Linked DNA regions of Homo sapiens: region 1 is linked to region 2. The links are chromatin contacts, found by Hi-C or POLR2A ChIA-PET in ENCODE. All regions are on one chromosome and are shown on one strand. Each heading gives the region's core, a stretch centred on a gene start or an enhancer-like site at or near the end of the contact. The rest is flanking DNA. Distances are from core to core; before and after follow the strand shown. Region 1 has its middle 89 kb from the start of UBE2E2-DT. Region 2 has its middle 130 kb from the start of UBE2E2-DT.

Region 1 (6,637 bases), core at 3,005-5,504, 41 kb before region 2:
TCTTGATTCTTCCTAAATAATGTTCTAAAAGATTGCCGACTGGGTTCTTTTTAGAAGGATCTTAATATGTAAGTTTGTGACACTGTCATACTTGGATACTTAATATTACTTCAAGAAATTCAGAATCCTTGTGAACTTTTATTTGAAGGGCTGTACTGTAATTTACTTTCATATTATATTTTTGTGAAACTCTAACAGCCATATTCTGTCTGAGTCATAAGATGGGTGTATGTTTAACTTTATAAGAAACTGCCAAACAGCTTTCCAAAATGGGACCGTATTTCCATCAGCAATAGCTGAGAGTTCCAATAGTTCCACATCCTTTTTTAAGAACAAGTTATAAAGCTCTCTGGACATCATGCTTTAGGTAATTAAAGCTATTTTTGCAACGTGCCAGTATGTTGATCCATAAAACTCTAGATAGTCCTAAATTATTTTTATAAATCATTTTTTCTACTCTTTTAAATAATACAGTCAGAGAAACCAAGACAGAACTTATGCCTAATCTTATATGAAGTGCTGAAAGAGGGGCAAAGAAAATGCCCCTCTGTGGCTTAGCAATATTGTGATGACTCCTTCCAAATTAGAAGGGGAGAATAAAATTCCTGTTTGGTGTACTGTGATTCTCCACCCCTCCCTGGCATTTTGTCATGTATCGGAATGAGGTTGGAAGAAGGTTAGAAGTAATTATACTGAGAACTATGATAGATGCCAAGCTTTAGTCATCATTGTATTAGGGCTGGAAGTACTCTGGGAATTTGATTTAAATTACTTGCTTTTAGAGATGAGGAAAATAAAACTCAAAGAAGAAAGTGAACTGATCAAGGTCATTCACATTCATCTGATTAGTTCCCTAGGCCAGGGCTAGAACTCAAGCCCAGTCCCCTGTTTAAGGCTAGTTTTGATTCTGCTTAAGGATATCCATTATCAGTTCTCTAAATAAGCCTGGATATTTTCCTCATCATTCTTTGTGAAAAGGTGTTTTTGTTCAGAGTTACAGGGGGTAAAAGGTATAAGTAATTGAAAGAAATCCTTTAAAATTATTGTAAAATAAAAAGATATTTGGAAATACAGCAATTTGGTTCAGTCTGATTTTTAAAATAGTTTCATGAAGTAATTGGGCTTGAAAGGTTTTGAATGTTTTCCCCTCTTCAAACTGTGTGATGTTGTAATATTACTCAGTTGTCACAGAGAGCATATGTAAGCTACCAAAACCCTAACATAGATCTTTGGATGTTAAGCAGGTAAGATTAAGTCATAGAGTTCAATTCCTGAGGAATGAAATATAGCATCTATTTGAATCACCACCTATGTGCTGGAAAACTGCTATTTACGTTCTTTCCATGCATCTGGAAGATTGAAACACTGTTCTTGGTCTGTTCAGATGAATGAGGAGTTTTCCGATGTCCACATTTGTTGGAGAGTGCTAAAAGGATTTCTTCAAAGAAGACTTAAAAAGCAATCCTTCAGGCTAGAAGTTTTCAAACAATGTTTACTTTCATATCAAGAAAGCCATTTATAGTCTCTGAATAAACAAATGACATTTGATTTTATCACACTGTTGACTATGTGGCTGAAATGTACTGTAACCGCAGAATCAGGAAGTGGATTGCAACTGGTTTTTTTTTTTTCTCAAGAGTTTGTGGACTATAACATAAAACCAATAAATGTCTTAATGCTCCAAATAGTTTTAAAATCTAATTTAGAGTGGTTCTAGAAATTAAACCATGGACCATTATCCTATATAGAATGATAACTAGTAGAATCTTACCTTCCATTCAACTATCCAGATCTTTGGCCTTTTCAAAGATAAAGATCTAGCTAGGAAACTAGTTTGTTCTGTGGGAATCTCCTGCAGTTCCATCAAGGTGAAGTGCTTTTGCTCTGGAAAAGTGATGTGTTAACTTTCACTGTGGTATGTGCATTCCTCTACTATGCAAAAACATAGGCGTTTTATATATGCCTCATGAAGCTAGATTGAATTTTAATTTTGAATGAATACTTGTAAATTAATACATTGATAAGTAACTCTATCAAGACAATCATAAGTCTAGATCATGTTTTCTCCCATTCAAACAACACCAGGGGTCAGTAAGCCTTTTCTGCAAAGGGCCAAGTAGTAATATTTTTGGCTTTGCTGGCCATATGGTCTCTGTCATAAGTACTCAACTCTTGTTGTAGAACAAAAGCAGCCACAGACAATTTGTAGACAAATGGATGTGGCTGTGTTCCAACGAAACTTTACAAAAACAGGTGGTGAACCCATAGGCTGTAGTTTGTCGACTCCTGGTAGATACACAAGATTGTGCTGTGTATGAAAGCAGATTGTGGTTGGAGGACATACACATCAAAAATCCTTTTGGCTTTTATTTTGGTATTTTTCTGCCATTGTCCATGGATTCAAGCTGTTTCTACTTCATATTATCATTTAGAGATAATGTTGTAAGAGTCTCTTCCATTTTTGTTGAGGAAAGCACAGAACTTCAGAGGCAATCTGCTTCTGTCTATGCTATGTTCTTTAGAGTTTAGCATACCACCTAGGATTAATAAATGCTAAATAATAATCATTTTTTCATTTCACTGCCATATCCTTTATGGCATCTCCTTTGGCACCCTCGGAGGTATTAACCTGTAGCTTTTACAATGTTCTATTACACATTGTCAGCAGTACCTTGCTGATTAAATCACACTCAGGAGAGAGTTAACTACAAGGCTGTAAGTATCCCTGACAGGTTGTTCTTGCACGGGCTTGGCTTTTCTTGTATGAAGATTAAGAATCTTGTCACAGCTGGTAAAAAATGAAGTACACGTAAAACCACTGAGCATACATAACTCACAAAAGGCACTTCCCTAAAAGTCAGAATTCAGATGAGCAGAGTAGATTATATAAAGGAAAGGATGACTATGAAGTGATGAACAGGTATTTCATCATCTTGGGTGTAGTGATGACATAGCCTTTTGTGGCTGTTTGTGTTGGAGGAGTGTCTTCTAACCCATGTAAAACTTTCATGATTAATCCAAGGATTTCATGTTTATAACTTCATTTAGTCAGATCCAGGCTAGTAGTCCCATTTTTTGGTATTTGTCCTGAAGATGAGCTTTTTTTCTTTTTTTGCCATGAATCTAATTTTTCTTTTCTACCATCCTTAGTGCAATGGTTAGAAAACTCTTTTTGCTCTCCTTCCAGATTCTTTGCTTAAACTGGACTTGTGCCCAAAGCAGCAGGAGATGCTGTCCCATAAAGCCAGAACATTTTATAAGTACTGGCAGTGACGGTTTATTACTTCATTCCGAAAACAACACAGAGAGCCCACTAAAGGAGGTCCGGGGGAGAAGGGGAGCCATGGAACAGTGCATCTGGGAGAAGTGCTGACCGCCAGGCTACCGAGTCAGTTGGGCTGTGTTGCTTTTGCGGCTTCATGCCTCGGGTGGTGATGAGCATAAAGGCCAGTGGGAATTTGACTGTTACAAGTTGTGATAAGAAAGCAACTAGTTAGGAGATTCACCTGCCAACCAGGCAAGACTGGGGCTGGTCAGGCAGACTCTATGATTTGAATTTATTAATTTATTAATAGATAGATGATTCTGGTAGTCTTAAACAGTAATCAATGTGGCTGAGAAAGTCTTTTAATTTTGAGAGAGTAAATATATATATATATATATATATATATATATATATATATGCCTGAACAAACCAGATAGATCTTTGTTTTTGCCATCCAGAATCAGCCATTATTAAGAGTTTGTCATATTTGTTTCTAGTCCTTCCATAAATGAAAGAGAGCCAGCATTAAAGATCAAGTTGAAGCTTTCTGTTTCTCATCCCTTGTTCTTTTTCCTCTCTCACCCAAAGTAACCACTATAATTAATTTTGTGGGTGTTTCAGTCAGGATCCTGGTGGGGAGCAGATGTCACACTTGAGGTGAATAATTTGGAGGAGTATTCATTAAAAATGCCATTTACACAGGTGTGGGCAGAATGTAGGGAAATCGCAGTGGGTATCCGAGTGCTAATACCCCTAGGCCTAAACGGGAGAAGGGAGAGAAGAGTTACTGGATTCCAGAGGAGACAATGGCACAGAGTGGGCAGTCTTCACAGGATCTGTGTCCTTTGGTTGAGGGACACAACCTGCCTCAGGCTGCACTGCAGGGAGGGAGCTGGCAAATCAACACCCCAGTCTCATTCTCCTCTGTCCTTTAGTCTCCTGGCCCTGCCCCTACTGGCCACACCCAACCAGGAGCCAGAAGGCAGCTGACATAGTCCATACAGGCCTGGGCAAGGAGGAAGTTGGGAAATGGACCCAGAGGGGACAAGTGTAAGACATCCAGCACAGCCAGCATCCTGAAACTATAGCAGACAGTATGTAGCAGAGTCAACAAACTTTTTCTGTAAAAGGCACAATAATACATATTTTAGTTTTTGTGAATGACATACAGTCTCTGTCCTATATTCTTCTTTTTCAATTTTTACAAACCTTTAAAAATGTGAAAACTGATCTTAGTTTATGAGCTGTAAAAAACAAGACATGGGCTTGATATACCCGGGGGGTGCAGTTTGCTGATTCCCTAACATATATGATATCAGTTTTGTGTATTTTTAAAATGTTTACATGATGTATACTATATTTTATTTCTTTTCTAATGCTATGTAGCAAATTATTTCAAACTTAGTGGCTTATAAGAACACTCATTTATTATATCACACAGTTCCATAGATCAAAATTCCAGGTGGGCTCATAAATGATTATTTAGATAGGAGCAATTAAAGTCTTGGTTAGCGTGTTATACTAACTTGGCTTTAGTGGTGAAAATCTAGTAGAGGTATTTTTATCCATGGGACTTCCCAATAGTCCTCAGATTATGTCCAGTGATGTCAACGACTGAGCCCGGCCACATAGCTGAATCTAGCCATTGTCATGAGTGAAGATATTGCAGCAATATGAAAAAGGATATCCACTAATCATATGAGTACCACTCACTGACACTGAACCAGTATAATGTGATTCTTGCCCTGGGTGACTTACAGCCAGTGATAGTAAAGAACTTTTTCTCTGAGCTGAAGATGACTGAAATAGATGATAACAGAGAAGCAGGAAGGGGAATGTTTGCTCCTTGTTTAAGACAGCAGGGGACCTGTAAAGCGGTGAGGACACACTAACTGAAACTGGATTAAACAGAAAGGACATTTTAATCTCATGAAGTTCCGAGGTAGGGTGGGCTTCAGGGTAGGTTGATTCAACAGCTTGACCATGTCATCAAAGACCCAAGTTCTTTCCATCTCTTCAGTCTGCCATCCTCAGTATTCCTTAGCCTTCAGCAATATGTCTGGAGTAGTTCCAGTCATCATGTTCAGCCAGAAAAGACTTCAGTCATAAGGGACTGCCTCTCTTTTACGACAAAACAAACTTTCTCCAGAACACGCCTTCCCCCAGCAGAATTCTTTTCATATCTTGTTGGTGAGAGTTGAGTTGTATGCCAATTTCAGAACCAACTAATGGTAGAGAAAGTGCTATCACCGTTGCACCAATAAGGTTCATTTATAGAATTCGGCACATGGCTGCTTGGGCGAAAGGGTGAGCATCTGAACAAAATGAGGGACGTGTTAGAGAAAAACTAGGGCTGGAGAAATAAGGTGGAAAGAGTGGCAGCTGGGGAGACAAAGAACAGTTCCCATTGTATCCTGACAGTTCATATCCTTTCAAATATATTAAAAGATAGCCATAGCCCACATTACATATAATTTTTGCATAACTGTAGAAGCTGATGTGCAGTCATGTAGGTAATCTAACTTTATGCTTCAAAGGCATTTAATTAATCATTTTTTACTTTGATTTTACAGGTTTCTTTTCATATTTTGGAGTCAATAAATCTTTCATCAGATCTCAAACATTTAAAAGACCCTTGCAAAGCTGGTAGACCGTGCACCCTATGCCTGTGGGAATCTACTTTCTAGCTGAAGGTAGAATAATGAGGCCAGGACTCCTGTCATTTGTAGGTGAAATATATCATTATCTATCCATTATATGATTTCAAGTTCATGGAGAAGGGCCATTTTCTTGCCCAGAGGAGCAAACCTTTTTTTTTTTCTTTCTTTTCTTTCTTCTTTTTTTTTTTTTTTTGAGATGGAGTCTTGCTCTGTTGGCAGGCTGGGGTGCAGTGGCGCGATCTCGGCTCACTGCAACCTCTGCCTCCTGGGTTCAAGCGATTCTCGTGCCTCAGCCTCCTGAGTAGCTGAGATTACAGGCACGTGCCACCACACACAGCTAATTTTTGTATTTTTAGTAGAGATGCGATTTCATCATGTTGGGCAGGATGGTCTCGATCTCCTGACCTCATGATCCGCCCACCTCGGCCTCCCAAAGTGCTGGGATTACAGGTGTGAGCCACCACGCCTGGCCAAGACTAAACCTTTTTATCACAAAATTCATGATAAAGCTCAAAATGCAAAATTTTTGAGGTAATACTTCAAGTTTCATTAAAACCATATCAGCAGCTTTTAAAAGTGGGATGAGAGCAAAAGCAACAGACACCACAGATGTAAGCAAAAAGAGCCTGGGACACTAAGAACCAAATTCTCTTGAGCTGCTACTCTCTAGTGGCAGACCTTACATCAAATACATTGTATTCATTAATTCCAC
Region 2 (6,516 bases), core at 2,160-4,659:
ATCTTACTTACAATTTTGGTTATCAGTTTATTGTTATAGAAAATCAAGAAAACATAGTCTCTAAAATTGTGAAATAATAAAGCTGGACTCTTCATTCCCAAGCATACTTCTAACGATATTCTTTCAACAGACACAGTATTTGAGTTGATCCCAATAGTTATATTCAGGGGTGAGTTTCACATGCCACAGGTGTATTCATTTCCCTTCTTTTGTAGCCCTTAAATTCTGTTTTCTTTGAAACTGTGTTTCTTTTCTTCTCAAATAAAAGAAACCAAATGTAGAGAAACAATTCTATCAAAATTCATTTCGATAAGAGAAGAATTAATTAAAGATGTGCTCATATCTGAATTGTTACAATAATATTAACTTTGCTGAAAAGCATAAATAAGCAGAGTGCTGGGACAATCACAGTAAATCATTTATCTCAAGCTAAAGTCCCTAAACTGTTTTGTAGCCTTACAGGGAGATAGAATTACATGTGGTATACTTAATAGGAAGTAAACCTTTTGTCCCGTTTATATCCCAGAAGAAACTTTATGCCAGATAAATTCTTGTAAAGTTGACATAAACTCATTCAGCATTTGGTGGCAATTGGGACAGCATCCCAAGGTTGTGTCAGTCTCCCACTGGATCAAGGCCCACTACCACACTCATGTCCAATTTGGTTTTGTGTTAAACATCTTTCAAAAGTCAGGATTAACAACTTTCACTGCTCATAAAATTAAGATGACTTTGTTAAAGTTTTATGGCCCAGAGAGGTAGGTTATCCTAGGCAGAAAATAAAGGAAATAAACTGTAGTTTAGAATTTTTTGGCCAACCAACATAAAGTATAATCTCAACAGCAAACATCATCAGAGCAGCCAATTTTGAAAATTAGAAAGAATTGGGCCAGGCGCGGTGGCTCACGCCTGTAACCCCTGCACTTTGGGAGGCCAAGGCAAGTGGATTACTTGAGGCCAGGAGTTTGAGACCAGCCTGGCCAACACAGCAAAACCCTATCTCTACTAAAAATACAAAAATTAGCCAGGCATGGTAGCACGCACCAGTAATTCCAGCTACTCGGGAGGCTGAGTCATGAGAATCGTTTGAACCTGGGAGGCAGAGGTTGCAGTGAGCTGAGATGGTGCCATTGCACTCCAGCCTGGGCAACGAAGCAAGACACTGCCTCAATAACAACAACAATAACAAAATTAGAATTCCAGGGATGATATTCATGCTAAGCTTGGAATACAGGATTTGGCTAACCTGCAACTGCATAAGCAATGGGAAGGTTGGGGTTTGAGTGTGCGGCAACATATTGTATTCATGGTTATGAATAAACTTCCAACTCCTAACATAGCCTTGATGCTTAGTAAGCCCTCTGTAAATGTTTGCATAATGTGCAAAGAGTGGAATGCTGGGATTTGTCTTAGTGGCCCTGGCAACTCATCAGGGAAAGTATGAGATGTGTAACCTGGATGTGGGGCCAGAAAGGGAACAGGTGAAAGCTGATGAGGTCATGAGAGATGGGAACATAGGGAGAACTTGCTGAGGTTTTCTGGTACATTTTGCCATTGACATTTTTTTTGCCTAGAGGTTTTTCACTTGTGCCTTTCTGGGGGGCACGTTAGAGGTGCCTCCCAGAGGAGAGGTTGATCCCGATAAAGACACATCAGAATCAAGTGGAGAAAGGAAAACCTTGAGGCTGCAAAAGGAATATAAGAAAAATTCAGTAAGTATAAGCATACTAAAAACACTGAAAAAATGCTAAGTTCATCTCTGAAGAAAATTTTTAATATGGATTCTTAAAAAGGGAATGAAAATTAAGGGCATAATTGCATTTACAGTATTTCTTACAGTTTTCATTTTTTAAGCATAAAATGACATTTGGGCCATCACAGTTAGTGTAGGATACTAATGACGATGGTATTAATGGGAGGACCAGGGAAAGGGAACTAGGTGAGAATCTTTTGTGCCAGGATTTATGATAAAGGCTTTGCACGTGTCATTCCCTCCAACTCTTACAATAAATTACTAATAATTGAGAAGCTCACAATGCTTGATAAAGTACAAGAAAACCCTTTGTTTTATCCTTAGAATAATTCCATAAGCAATGCACAATTCATGCTTATAAGTTTCAAATGCCAAAGAAGACAGAATAAGATGGAAAACTTTACCTTCAATCCTTGCTACTTTCCATAATCTCTTCCCTTTGTATATGAAATTACTGTTAACAGTTGATATGTGGCCTTCCAATTCTTTTTACTTGCATATATTTAACTTTTAAAATATGAAGAAAATTATTGAGAACAATTCATTGGAACATAAATATGAAATGATTTCATTTCTTAAAAATGACTTTCTCCCATATGTGATATTTTAAGTTTCCCTTTTTTGTTGGGTGGTGAGTAGGTTCCTTAATGAAACTTAGCCCTTTTCTATAGCTTTCCTGTTACTTTCAGTTACTATTAAAGTGGTATTATTTTTGGTATTTCACATTGTATTTATTTTGAAACTTCAGTCGTAAGTGCAATTTGGAGAGGGTCTCCCCCCAGCCTCAGTGAGGGCAGAGCTATGTGTGGCTCTAGCTACTTGGGTCCATGTGGGAGTGGGGGAAGGGAGCTTGCTTACAGCTTTTTCTTGGTGACTGTATCTGCTATTCCAGCCTTTGTGAGCTCAATGAGGATGGTGAAAGTATCAATATGCCCCATCTAAGAGAGGCTTGTTTCCATCAGCGGTGGTGGGCATAGGTATCCCTTTGTCATATTTAGACATCTCTTCCAGCCAAGGATGATATCCAGTCTCATTCTTTGATGGGGCACATCTTTTTCCTCTGCCACACCCAGCTATGGTAGTTCTAAGAAGGGTTCTTTCAGTCTCAACCGCTTGCTGAAACTACCCACCTCCAGAGCTGGCAGACATGCGGGATCCCATCTTCCATGTCTCTCAGAAATCAAGAACTCGAGGCAATTCTGACTTTCTTTCCACCTGGCACCTCCCCTATTCCTGCTTGTCGTCTCTCTCTGCTCTTTGCTATGTAGGTAGCATGGAGCAGATCATCAGGTCATCTGGATAAGCAGACATCATATAGGGATACAATGCCAGTCTTTTATTCTTGCGGTCACCCCAAATCTTTACAAGTGATTCTCTTGGAGCATCAGTGGAGATTGCCTACCTTGTTTTGGGGAAAGGGAAGCAATCCTTTCCCAATCCTCCATGGGAACCAGAGGGAATAGACTCTTGCTGTGAATTGCTATTCTAAGGCTGGTGATCTCCTCCCCTCTTAGTTCTCTTTTTACATAGACTAAAAGAGGGTCATGTGGTGGTGGGTGGTAGGACTGCTTCTGCATTTTTGTTTCCTCTTGTAAGGGCTGTGGGAGGTGGGTGGCCTCAGTGTTGGCTGCTTTGTGCACATAAAAACATGGAGTGTTTAGTGACTCTGTCTTCAGCCCTGCCCATTAGCGGAAATTCTGTACCATGAGATGAATCCAAGTTGACATCTTGTTTCATATCCTCAGTCACTAGAATGTGCTGTCATGCTGGTTGTTCTCTATTTGTCCCTCTGCTCAGGTTCTGTTCTCCATCCTTTCTGTCCTGTAATGTGCCCTGGAGAGCTGACTTCTGTGGATTATATTATCTTGGCTTCCTTCTCCTCTTGCTTCTGGTTTGTTTTGACTCATGGGAGGCACTGGTGTAAGGTTGGAGAGTAATAAGGAAATTGGGGTATTTATAACCCTGACCCTGTCCCAACTCATGTTCCTCTGTGGCTTCAGCTGCTGCCTGGTGGCCCCTCTTCCTTAGCTCCAGCTGTAACTATTCTCTCAGTTTAAGGCTGGTAAAACTTCCTGCTGGTGCTGATCCCTGTTGTATTACCATCCTGTGTGGGTTTCCTCAATCTCTTGCTGCTTCTTTGACTCTGTCCACACCTGTGAAGAGTCTCTTCATTAGAACAGTTTCAGTTAAATCCTTTGAGTGGGCCATCTGTTTCCTGCTGCGACCATGACAAATATGATCCCCCTTTCTATTACCAAAATATCTCGAGGTCTTGAATGTCATTACATATATATTTACTTACATGAGAAATGGCTGTGTAATCTAATATGAGGAAACCTCAGACACATCCAAATTAGGAGGCATTCTACAGAAATAATTGGAGTGAACTATTTATTTAAGAGATAGGGTCTCTTTCTGTCAGCCAGGCTGGAGTGCAGTGGAGTGATTGTGGCTCACTGCAGCCTCAACCTCCCAGGCTCAAGCTATCCTTCTGCCTCAGCCTCTTGAGTTGCTGAGACCACAGATGTGTGCTACCACACCCGGCAACTTTTTAAATGCTTTTATTGCAGAGACAGGGTCTCACCATGTTGCCCAGGCTGGTCTTGAACTCCTGGGCTCAAGCAATCCTCCCTCCTAGGCTTCCCAAAATGCTGGAATCATAGGCATGAGCCATTGTGCCCAGTTGCCTGTACTGCTTAAAAATGTCAAGGTCTCTGGGTGTGGTGGCGCAGGCCTGTAGTCCTGGTTTCTTGGGAGGCTGTGGTGGGAGGATCACTTGAGCCAAGGAGTTCGAGGCTGCAGTGAGATATGATCATACCACTGCACTCCAGCCTGGGGGATAGAGTAAGATCCTGGGTTAAAAAAAAAAAAAGTCAGTCATGAAAGACAATGGTGTCATGACCGCTGCAAAGTTAGAGATAACTGGGTTTATGCATGTTTGTGTCTTTCCATAAGGTCAGGCTTTTATTAATGCTATTTCAATCACAAGAGTCACAAACCGGCTGGGGGCGGTGGCTCACGCCTGTAATCCCAGCACCTTGGGAGGCCGAGACGGGCAGATCACAAGGTCAGGAGATCGAGACCATCCTGGCTAACACGGTGAAACCCCATCTCTACTAAAAATACAAAAAATTAGCTGGGCATGGTGGCAGGCACCTGTAGTCCCAGCTACTTGGGAGGCTGAGGCAGGAGAATGGTGTGAACCCAGGAGGCGCAGCTTGCTGTGAGCCGAGATAGCAACACTGCACTCCAGCCTGGGGGACAGAGTGAGACTCATCTCAAAAAAAAAAAAGAAAAAAAAAAGAAAAAAAGAGTCACAAACCACACAGAATTCCCAAGGAGGCAATTCTCCTTAGCACTTCCTGTTCACCCAGTAGTCAGAGCCACATGCACACAGGCTCAAGCCACTCCACAAGTCAGTCAATATTGCAAACCATACATAATAGTATACTTAATATATAAATGTTATGGATTAAACATTCCACAACAAACAAAGAACATTTAACATCAACAGGAAAAAAGAGATAGGAGAAAGAGGTGGTAAACCACCGTCCAGGATGAGTGAAGAAGATAAAAGGAGTCCTGGGCTGGGCTGGGCTGGGCAGGGCAGTCTGTTGGTCTCACAAGGAAGAGTCTTTGATGTGGTACAGCCTTCTGTGGCAGATGCCGAGTTCTTTTTTTTTTTTTTTGAGACGGAGTCTCGCTCTGTCGCCCAGGCTGGAGTGCAGTGGCGCGATCTCGGCTCACTGCAAGCTCCGCCTCCCGGGTTCACGCCATTCTCCTGCCTCAGCCTCCCGAGTAGCTGGGACCACAGGCGCCCGCTACCACGCCCGGCTAATTTTTTGTATTTTTAGTAGAGACGGGGTTTCACCGTGTTAGCCGGGATGGTCTCGATCTCCTGACCTCGTGATCCGCCCGCCTCGGCCTCCCAAAGTGCTGGGATTACAGGCGTGAGCCACCGCGCCCGGCCGCCGAGTTCTTATCATGAGTGGCTGCGAGACAATGTCAGTTAAGATGGCCTTTTCGAGCTGCTGAATGTGTAAGAGTGTGTTTGTTTGTACTCTTACCTGGTTGGATGCAGTCTTTATGTTTTTTTATTTGTTTATTAAGCTAAACATCATATTCTTGTTGGCAAGGTGCCCTGTGAAATATAAAATGGAGTCTTTTTGTAAGATGCAGTTAGTGTCAAGGGTGCTCTATACAAAAGGAAAACCAAGGAGCTATTACAGATTAAGGGAGACTCAGGAGACAGGACGAGTAAATGCAATGCCTGGTCCTGGACTAGGAGAAAAAAAGTTTATGAATTTTGCTGAAAATGACTAATGCATACGTGTGTATGTGTGTGTATATATACATATTATATATATATACACACATATATACACATATCTACATTATACATATGCATATATATACACATATATGTATATACATATACACACATATTTATATATGTATATTCATATATATGTAGAGAACGAGAAACGAATAAAGCAATTGTGATAAAATGTTAATTTTGACAATCTGTGTAAAGGATATATGGGAATTCTTTGTACTATTTTTGTAACTTTTCTGTAAATCTGAAATTATTTTAAAATAAAAATTCATACAGTGTTTCATAACCCAGATATACATAGCCACTGCCTTGCTCTTAGCAATTTACATAGGTTGTCTCCCATTTTTTTTCTATTGCAAATCGCCCTGCAATGAACACATATCTTTCTGTATATCAGCCAGTATTACTGCTGAATAGAATTGGAGAA

The links. Hi-C counts contacts between places; a loop is a spot of excess contacts on that map. ChIA-PET counts read pairs that join two places held with the same protein, here RNA polymerase II (POLR2A). Pooled maps may share reads with other maps.
Region 1: a loop to region 2 is called in a pooled map, with 2.0 times the contacts of the local background. The contact joins two enhancer-like sites. A Hi-C loop is called at or near these places in 2 of 168 maps with a recorded cell type or tissue (PC-3 and ovary) and 1 of 50 pooled maps. POLR2A ChIA-PET finds 5 or more read pairs at or near these places in 3 of 52 experiments (A549, Panc1 and endothelial cell of umbilical vein).

What each region holds. Positions count from the first base shown.
Region 1 is chr3:23,110,273-23,116,909 of GRCh38, reverse strand. No RefSeq gene overlaps it. Among named protein-coding and RNA genes, the nearest start is that of UBE2E2-DT, 89 kb to the left of the region's middle. Within about 2 kb of position 4,254, at least 2 of the 41 ENCODE cell types and tissues checked have a DNase peak (open chromatin) inside an H3K27ac peak, as active enhancers do.
Region 2 is chr3:23,068,809-23,075,324 of GRCh38, reverse strand. No RefSeq gene overlaps it. Among named protein-coding and RNA genes, the nearest start is that of UBE2E2-DT, 130 kb to the left of the region's middle. RefSeq lists enhancers at 3,915-3,984, 3,995-4,044 and a silencer at 5,360-5,499. Within about 2 kb of position 3,409, at least 2 of the 41 ENCODE cell types and tissues checked have a DNase peak (open chromatin) inside an H3K27ac peak, as active enhancers do.